2 separate regions of the Homo sapiens genome follow, and region 1 is linked to region 2. Evidence: chromatin loops called from intact Hi-C (ENCODE). Cell type or tissue: endothelial cell of umbilical vein. All regions are shown on one strand. Each heading gives the region's core, and the rest is flanking DNA. Links, peaks and the distances in the headings are about the cores only.

What was found. A loop is a pair of places that touch in the nucleus more often than their neighbours do. Peaks named below come from ENCODE experiments on the same cell type or tissue, not always from the same donor. Only the 100,000 strongest peaks of a DNase experiment are listed, where the experiment ranks them.
Region 1: it touches region 2 in a loop (2.2-fold over the local background); 7 of 110 quality-filtered maps call a loop at or near these places.

The regions. Positions count from the first base shown.
Region 1 is chr11:6,910,024-6,914,422 of GRCh38, reverse strand. All of the region lies in intron 3 of LOC107984019 (a long non-coding RNA gene), which reads left to right. Among named protein-coding and RNA genes, the nearest start is that of OR2D3, 8.8 kb to the left of the region's middle. In endothelial cell of umbilical vein, for the core only: no CTCF peak of the experiment used is centred there; a DNase peak (open chromatin) is centred at 2,242.
Region 2 is chr11:7,018,055-7,022,453 of GRCh38, reverse strand. ZNF214 (zinc finger protein 214) reads left to right here and starts at 2,108. Exons shown (of 3, transcript NM_013249.4): 1 at 2,108-2,381. It overlaps NLRP14 (NLR family pyrin domain containing 14), which reads right to left and starts at 1,975. Exons shown (of 12, transcript NM_176822.4): 1 at 1,684-1,975. In endothelial cell of umbilical vein, for the core only: no CTCF peak of the experiment used is centred there; a DNase peak (open chromatin) is centred at 2,053; H3K4me3 peaks cover 1,458 bases; H3K27ac peaks cover 416 bases.

The sequences.
Region 1 (4,399 bases), core at 238-4,237, 110 kb after region 2:
ACAAATGATAAAGATGTCATCTAAATTGATAGAAGGGTGTATTATTTAAAATGGTGTTAGAATATCTGATTATTTGTTGAGAAAGAAAGTATTTTCACATCAGTTCTTCTCCAAAATCTAGATGGATTAAATATCTCAATATAAAACAAAAAAAATAAAAACACCCCCTAATATTGCTAGGAGAAATAATAGGTGAATATTTGCTGTAATCTTTGAGTGAGAAAGGACCTTCTAAGGACACCATGAAAACCATTTGTAAAATGAAAGTAAAACCACAACTTCATAATATGGATGTAAAGATTAAATTATTTTCTGTAATCTTTGAGTGGGAAAGGACCTTCTAAGGACATGATGAAAACCATAACCATTAACTTAAGATTGGTATATTTTATTATACAACTATTTTAAATGAATGGTTAAAGAACACATATATGTAAAATGTAAGTAACAAATAGAAAAACTACCACATCAAAGAGCCTTTAAAAATCAAGAATAGGAAGAACTTCTCAATGGAAAGGATGGAAAAAGAAATGTTAATGAGCAATTCATAAAAGAAATTCAAATACCCAAAAAGCTAACTATGTAAAGAATGTTCATCCTCACTCAGAATCAGAGAAATGTAAAATAAAACAAGTAGTTACTGTTTCTTTCTCATCATTTTAGAAAAGATGAAATAGATTGAAATCACCCACTATATTTTTGAGAGTAGAACAAACAGATACGAAAAATGTAGGCATGTACATTTATAAAATCTCTCTGCAAGTCAACTTGAAGATATTTAAAAATTATAAAATGAACTTTTCTTTTTTCCTGAACAGCTCAAGTTTTAGGACTTTATATTTTGGAAATAATTATAGGTATGCACAAAGCTTTGTTTCAGAGGATACTCACACCCAGAATTATTTCCAGACTAAATCAACCCACAGTCAAATAATAGGTGTTGCGTTAAATAAATTATAGTTTTCCTATATAATAGAACCTATGCAGTATAGAGAAGTGGGTAAGAGTGCAGACGTCTTAGTCACACATACCTGGTTGAATCTTTGTTCCCTATTTCCTAGCTCTGTAACTTTAGACAATTTAACTCCTTTTTGTCTGTTTCCTAATTTGTAAAATGAACATAAAACCACAACTTCATAATATAGATGTAAAGACTAAATTAAGAACTTAGTGGAAAATTTGCATTATGCCTAGAAACTGCAGTAAAGAAATGACTGCAATGTTGATGGTTATTATTATGATGATAATATGATAAATTTTATCATTAAAAATTTAAGTAGATATGTATTTCCCATGGAAAGATGTTTGACATACTGTTGAATTTAAAAAGTAGGTTACAAAATTGCGTGTATGGGTATGATTTATATATATGGTGCGTGCGTGTGTGTGTGTGTGTGTAGAGAAAGAGAATGAGAGCGTGTGTGTGAGAGATGACTGTTAAAAAAATACCTTTACCACACTAATAATTCTTAACACACAATAACAACTTAGAATTCAGGTAGAGTATATAGGGAATGGTTATCTATATCTCAAAGACAGGATGTGAGTGTATATGTGGATTAGGAAGAATGTGGCTTAATCTCAAAACAGGAAAGGAGTCAAATAAATCAAAAGGACTAAGATGAAATTTAGTCTCATATTCCAAGGAAGACCAGGGATAATTATACTTTCACACTCTGAAGATTTCATGTAACTTTGTAAACTTTCCTAATTAATTCAACAAAGGTATCTCTTTATCTAATGCAGAGAGAAAATGAAGAAGAAAAAATAACTGGTAAAAATAGAATAAAGAGAATAGACTTTAGAAGAAATCAGGGAGGGGAAGCTGAACACAGAAGTCAGGAATTCAGAGGTGTAGAGAGAAGGCAGAAAGAGGAAAAGGAGTACAGAAAGAGAGATGGAAGACAGGTTGTTTCCCCAAACTGAAAGGACAAGAAATGAATCTGTTATCTCTCTGAGGCCCTAACAACATTTTAATTAATATGTCCTTGCCAGATATCTTCTCTTAAGAGTCTCACACAGGCACAGAGCTGCACACAAGGGAATTCTTCCTTGTCACACACACACATCCCAAGCCACATGGACTTCCTCTCAGCTTTACAAACTTAATATCTCATAGAACATGCAGATATTCAAGATACGCTCACACAATTATTTTATATTCTTTTTATGCATCCCCATGGCTACCAAATCTTCCACATAATAAACAGTATCAGAGGAGGTACTGAGCCAACTGGATACTGACCAAGGCTGAGTCACGTGGGAACTTATTCTGTCTGACTTGTATGGGAAGCATATTTGCTTATTGCGTATATGTGTGATGGCACCTGTAGTGGGTATCCTTACTCATTCTGGGAGGGCAGCACTGATTGTAATTGGACCTACTCTCCTCTATGTGCCTTAGATCACCAGGGGATTGGAGCCAGCAGTGCCAGCATTCTTACAACAGTGTATTCATGCAATCTTGGTTCTTTCATATCTCTTAGACCCAGAGCATGACCAAGCTCTTGATGAAGCTTCTGAAAGCACGATTCCTAGTGTCCTTCCAGCTCTTTGCCTATTTAGTGGGCCATACACTAGGGAAGATGGTGGAACAAATGCAAACTGAGGGAGACAATGAAGACGGAAGGGCTGACAGCCGAGGGCAGGGGAGAATCAGGCAGAGGTACTTTTCAACAGTAAGAGGAAAGTAATGTAGGAGGGTACAGCCTCTGTGATCTCTCTGAAAACAGTCTTATCCATGAAGGAGAAGATCTGGAGGAGGGTTTTCAGGCTGGGATTCTGGAGGAGAAGAGTAGGAATTGAATTGTCTCTGGGAATCTAGCAAGGGAAAAATTGATGTGTAAGCGATAAAATGACAAAGTTCACCTTCCCAATACCTTGCCCGCTTCCAACCCCCAATCAGTATTGGAGAATCCTACAGTTTGAGGCCTATCAGTGGCTTCTTCTCTCTCACCTGAGGGCAGAGACAAAACAGGAACAGCACTGTGAGGTCACTGGTGAAGGAACCAAGGATCTAGTACGGAAGGGAGCAACTTCTGTGTCTGCAGATCCACACTTCAAGGACATTCACCTGTTTGTAGGTTGGCTCCTGAGCAATTCCTCCCAAGGCCTGTACTAGCGTCATCCTAGGAGTCTGACTTCATTCCAAGCCTTTTTACTTTGCTCAAGGTACAAATTCTAATTTACCTAGGTTACACTTCTGAACAACGTATTTTTCTTTGAGAAAATAATTAAAAGTGAGGTCCTGAGAATTACGTCAAGAGGGCATTCCCTGGAGCTTTTAAAACCCTCAACTTTATTACCTTTTTTCATCCTCTGAGACACCCTGGGGGGGCACTTTGCATTATGTTTGAAACCACAGACTAAAGTTTCTAAATCATACTTAGGCTTCTTCCAAACCTTACACCATTGTCATTTAAAATGGCATCAACAGATATATTCTCAGGGGTTCATAAGTTTTCAAACTTGTGTCTTTCTTTATATGGTAATTAAATAAAAATGAAAATGAGGAGGTATTGGATCACCTGGATGCTGACTTTCTAATTGACTAATCCAACTTGATTTCAGGCCTGTGCTTTCATTTCAGTTCATGATTGTTTGAGTGCTGTGTGACCACCTTACATAGTGGAGTATAATTTGCTTAGCACCGTCCTAATATAAACATGACAATGAAGGCTTTAAATGTGTGGTTTTTTAAATTTTATTATTATTATACTTTAAGTTTTAGGGTACATGTGCACAATGTGCAGGTTTGTTACATATGTATACATGTGCCATGTTGGTGTGCTGCACCCATTAACTGGTCATTTAGCATTAGGTATATCTCCTAATGCTATCCCTCCCCCTGCCCCACCCCACAACAGTCCCTGGTGTGTGATGTTCCCCTTCCTGTGTCCATGTGTTCTCATTGTTCAATTCCCACCTATGAGTGAGAACATGCGGTGTTTGGTTTTTTGTCCTTGTGATAGTTTGCTGAGAATGATGGTTTCCAGCTTCATCCATGTCCCTACAAAGGACATGAACTCATCCTTTTTTATGGCTGCATAGTATTCCATGGTGTATATGTGCCACATTTTCTTAATCCAGTCTATCATTGTTGGACATTTGGGTTGGTTCCAAGTCTTTGCTATTGTGAATAGTGCCGCAATAAACATACGTGTGCATGTGTCTTTACAGCAGCATGATTTATAATCCTTTAGGTATATACCCAGTAATGAGATTGCTGGGTCAAATGGTATTTCTAGTTCAAGATCCCTGAGGAATCACCACACTGACTTCCACAATGGTTGAACTAGTTTACAGTCCCACCAACAGTGTAAAAGTGTTCCTGTTTCTCCACATCCTCTCCAGCACCTGTTGTTTCGTGACTTTTTAATGATCGCCATTCTAACTGGTG
Region 2 (4,399 bases), core at 167-4,166:
TGGAAAATTCTATGCCTTCAAGCCACAGTCATATTCTTAGATTCTTCAATTATTTGCTATGAAGAATCTGCAACATCTTGGACTAGGAACTTGGGCTATCCCTCTCTTCCCATGCAAGGCAGTTTCTTCACTCCTACCCTGGGTACATCTCTAGGCATCTGGTGACTGCTCCCAGGACCCCCATCAAAGCTGGTGCTTTGGGTCTCTGCACATTCAAGCCAGGGAGGGTCCATGACCAATAATTTTCAAAATGTAGCTTCCAGAGTCATAAAAAATGCAGATGCTCACTGTGTGGTGGACGGAGGCAGATAGGCTCTAGGCCGGGCACCCCTGCTAAACCCCAAACTGTAACTGGGTAGAATTCATTCCTAAAAGTCTTGCGTATGCTATACTTGGTGCTCTTTGTTATTCATATTGGCCTCTGCCCTTTAGCAGGTATATTCCTTCAGATACACATTTTGTTTCTCTGAAAACTGGATCCTCTTAGCTTTTTTTTTTTCTTTTAATTTTGGTTAGTTCAATGAGGTTCAGGTAATATTCTCAGGTTGGAAGCAGTGTGGCAGAACAGCCCACTTCCAGTGTTCGTTCTTACCGGTCAATGTCTCTGCATTCAGTAATTCAACTATCAATTGCGGCTATTTAAATACATTGCTTTTTAATGTATTTAAATAGCCGCAATTGATAGTTGAATTACTGAATGCAGAGACAGATTTAATGGGTGCAGCACACCAACATGGCACATGTATACATAGGTAACAAACCTGACCTGGACGTTGTGCACATGTACCCTAAAACTTACAGTATAATAAAAAATAAATAAATAAATACATTGCAATTTACAGGTGAAAATACTTAAGGGTGAGCGGTTAAACAACTTGCTTACCACCACCTAGTGGATAACAATGATTGACAGCTCTTAATGTCAGTTCCGTCAGACAACAAAGCCCACATTTTTAAAATGCTATGCTATGCTCTCTGAATGTTCAAACCAGGGAAGGCCCACGCCCAGTAATTTTCAAAATGTGGTCTCCAGAGTCATAAAAAATGCAAGAGCTTATTGTGTGGTGAACTCAAGCAGATAGGCGCTGGGCCACCCACCCCTGCTAAACACCAAACTGTAAATATATAGTTCACAAGACTACTTCCTATGTGCAAGGGGCTGGTTTAAGCATTTTAACTACACTAACTCATTTCAATCTAACAAGTCTGTTACATAGTTACTATTATTATTGGCTATCAATATTACGCCTATTAAGCTGATGCTTAAAGGTTAGGTAATCCAGCCAAGATCTCGTAAGTGGTGTTGTCAGATTTGAATCCAAGGAGTCCCTTGCTTGTAATGACTATCCTACCAAAAGTTCCTTGCCTAATAAAATGTTTGAATATTACTGATCCAGCCCAAGTTTGAAGGACAGGGCCCAAAGATGCGAAAGTATTTTCCTAATATAACACACTCAGCTAAATAATAGAACAGGCTCTTGCAACTCTCTGTGGTCCCAGGACACTGAGGAGGGGCTCCTTCTCATGGCTTCATTTCAGCTCCACTGTGCGTTTCCCTTCTCTGCCTGGAGTCTCCAGAGGAGCCTGGGATTTGGCAAGAAGGCGGGAGGGAGGAAAGCCTCACTGGACCAGGAACGAAGAGGGTGTCTGGCAACAATAGGACGGAATTTGAAAACCTCTAACCTTGAGTTTAGAGCGATGCTAGCTAGTGCCAGGGCTAGTGAGGTGCCCATTCCGCCAAGGCGCGGGACAGCGAGGACAACCACGCCTTGCCAACCAAAGGCGACCTGACAGCGTTTCCTCGGGGTCGTCGCGGTGGTGAGGGTCACAGAATTCTCCGAAGCCAGTAGCTCCGTTTCCAGCCACGCCCCCTTTCCCAGGGCCCTAAAAGCTTCGGGAGTTCTCCTATTCCATTAATGCTGGTGCGTCCTCGCCTTATCCCCCGAGCGCCCGCAGCTCCCGCCCGCGCAGGAATGCCAGCGGCCAAAGGTCGGGAGGCGCGGGATACTTCTGGCCAATCAGGAGTCACGTTTTCCCGCGCTCTCTCTTCCCGCCCCGCCCCTCCCGTATCCATGGAAACACTGCGAGTGTCTACTCCAAGACCTGGGACTTCCGTTTCGGTCCAGCCGGGCTGCGGCCATTGTTTGTGTGGACTGAGTGTTTTGGCCATCCCGGTCCACTCTCACAGGCTCCGTTAAGTGACATGAACTCTCAGGAGGACTGAGCCAGAAGCGGACAGGGCAAGACGAGCTGTGCTTGAAGGAAGAGGGGCAGAAAATCGAGGGTCAGGGACTGAGAAGCTACTCCGGTTTAGAAACCCCAGAGACACCCGTGTAGATGGGTACATCACGGCTTCTCTCCCACGTTAAGACTTAATAAAGGCAAGTAGAGGAGGGCAGAAGCAGCTTGGGCCCCGGGGTATGGGTGCCCGGTGTTCGGTGCCGGGGCAGAGTTCTGGCCGGGGATCTGGATAAGCAACGGAGGCCGCGCGCGTCTTCAGTGCAGGAGCAGGGGACCCCCGGGTCTGTGGCGGAGACCGGGAGATCCCGCTCCTAGAGAACCGTTCGTGTGTCTGGTTCTCTGGTGCTTACACTTGGGCAGCCCGTGACGCGTTGGGGGAGCCCAAACCTGTCCTGCTCTTGGGGCACGCATGAAACGTTTTTTCCCTAGAGAAAGAGGGTTAACTAATTGCTTATTACTTTGCCCAGGAACCTACCTTTGATCAGCAAGGAAGGACTGGGGTGGCAAAGGCTCATGCCCCCATTTTACAGGTAAGGAAACTGAGATCTTGGAGATCTATAAGTTTGGTCCTCTTTAAAGTTCTACAAGTGCTTGATGGCACAGTTGAGACTTTGATCAGGACCTGGGAGCTCCAGTTCTGGGATACTTCTCTAAGACTCCAGGTACTTTTCTGATAGTAAATCCAGTATTCCTGTTTAGCAAGTAGGGGAGGACAATGGAATGATTTTCTACTTAAACTGAACAAAATAAGAAAAATACCTTGAGAATAGATACTATTTAAGTGTGCTGGTGCTTTCCTATTATTGTTAGTAGTAATAATAATCTCAATAAATAAGTGAGTTGTATCTTTTGAAGTTTCTAGAGGGTTGGAAATAAATTTCAAGGTGCCAGTGTTCATAGCTCTCCTTTCTGGTCGTTGAAAGGAAACAAGAGCATTCATAGGCTTCTTTTGGACCTCTTGCTAGGAGATGTGTGCGTCATACCCAGTTAGTATATGGGAAATTTAATGAATTTGGGAATTTAAAGCCATACCCAGGTTTTCAGTCTGCCTTCCTCCTCAGCTCAGCCGTCTCAGCACTCTACCCTTCCCCAGAAGAGGAACACAAAGGAGGAAGGAATGTACACTGTTTCCCTCATAGTCTGATCCCAAGTGAGGATGATTGTCTTTTCTCATTTACAAAATGTCCCTGCATTCTCCATGGGTGGTGGAGGTGGCAATGAGGATGGATGGATGACTGGACAGAAAACGTTCCTCGCTTGCCTGTGAAATTTTCGAGCGTGCAGACTTGACCCTGCCCCAACCCAGTGTCTTTTCCCAACATTTACTCATTCATTCATTCAGTCACTCAAGTCTAGTGTATAATTCATGCTGTTCTTGGTGTTCTGAGATAAAGAATTATAAGAATGTCATCGCCAGGCGCGGTGGCTCACGCCTGTAATCCCAGCACTTTGAGAGGCCAAGGTGGGCGGATCACTTGAGGTCAGGAGTTTGAGACCAGCCTGGCCCACATGGTGAAACCTCGTCTTTACTATAAATACAAAAATTAGCCAGGCATTGTGGCAGGCACCTGTAATCCCAGCTACTCAGGAGGCTGAAGCAGGAGAATTGCTTGAACCCGGGAGGCTGAAGTTGCAGTGAGCCAGGATGGCACCACTGCACTCCAACCTGGGCAACAGAGGAAGACTCCCTCTCAAAAAAAAAAAAAAAAAAAAAAAAGTCTTAACATTGGGGGTAATAAACTATATGAGATTAATAATAATTTCTGAAGTTATCGACATTAAACAGTGCCAGAATGAGTGGCACTTAAAACACAGCAACAGAAACTCAGATTTGAACAATTATGAGTAGGAAGATATTCTAAATAGGAAAGCCATCATTTACTCTCAGGTACAATTTGAGGGAACAAATAAGGAAACCAGGCTAGTGACAGGGAAGTGAAACATGAATGTATAAAGCCACATTGTGGAAGGCAATTAATGTTTAAATTTGTTATTTATTCTTGTGCATCTCTTCACATGAACCATATTGACAGCCATTGTTGACCTTTGGGTGTATTTACTTGTAGTCTTTTATTTAATACTTATTGTATATATGTACTCACTAGTCTGTACAAATACTGATATGTATGTATACATGTTCATACACATGTACAAATAT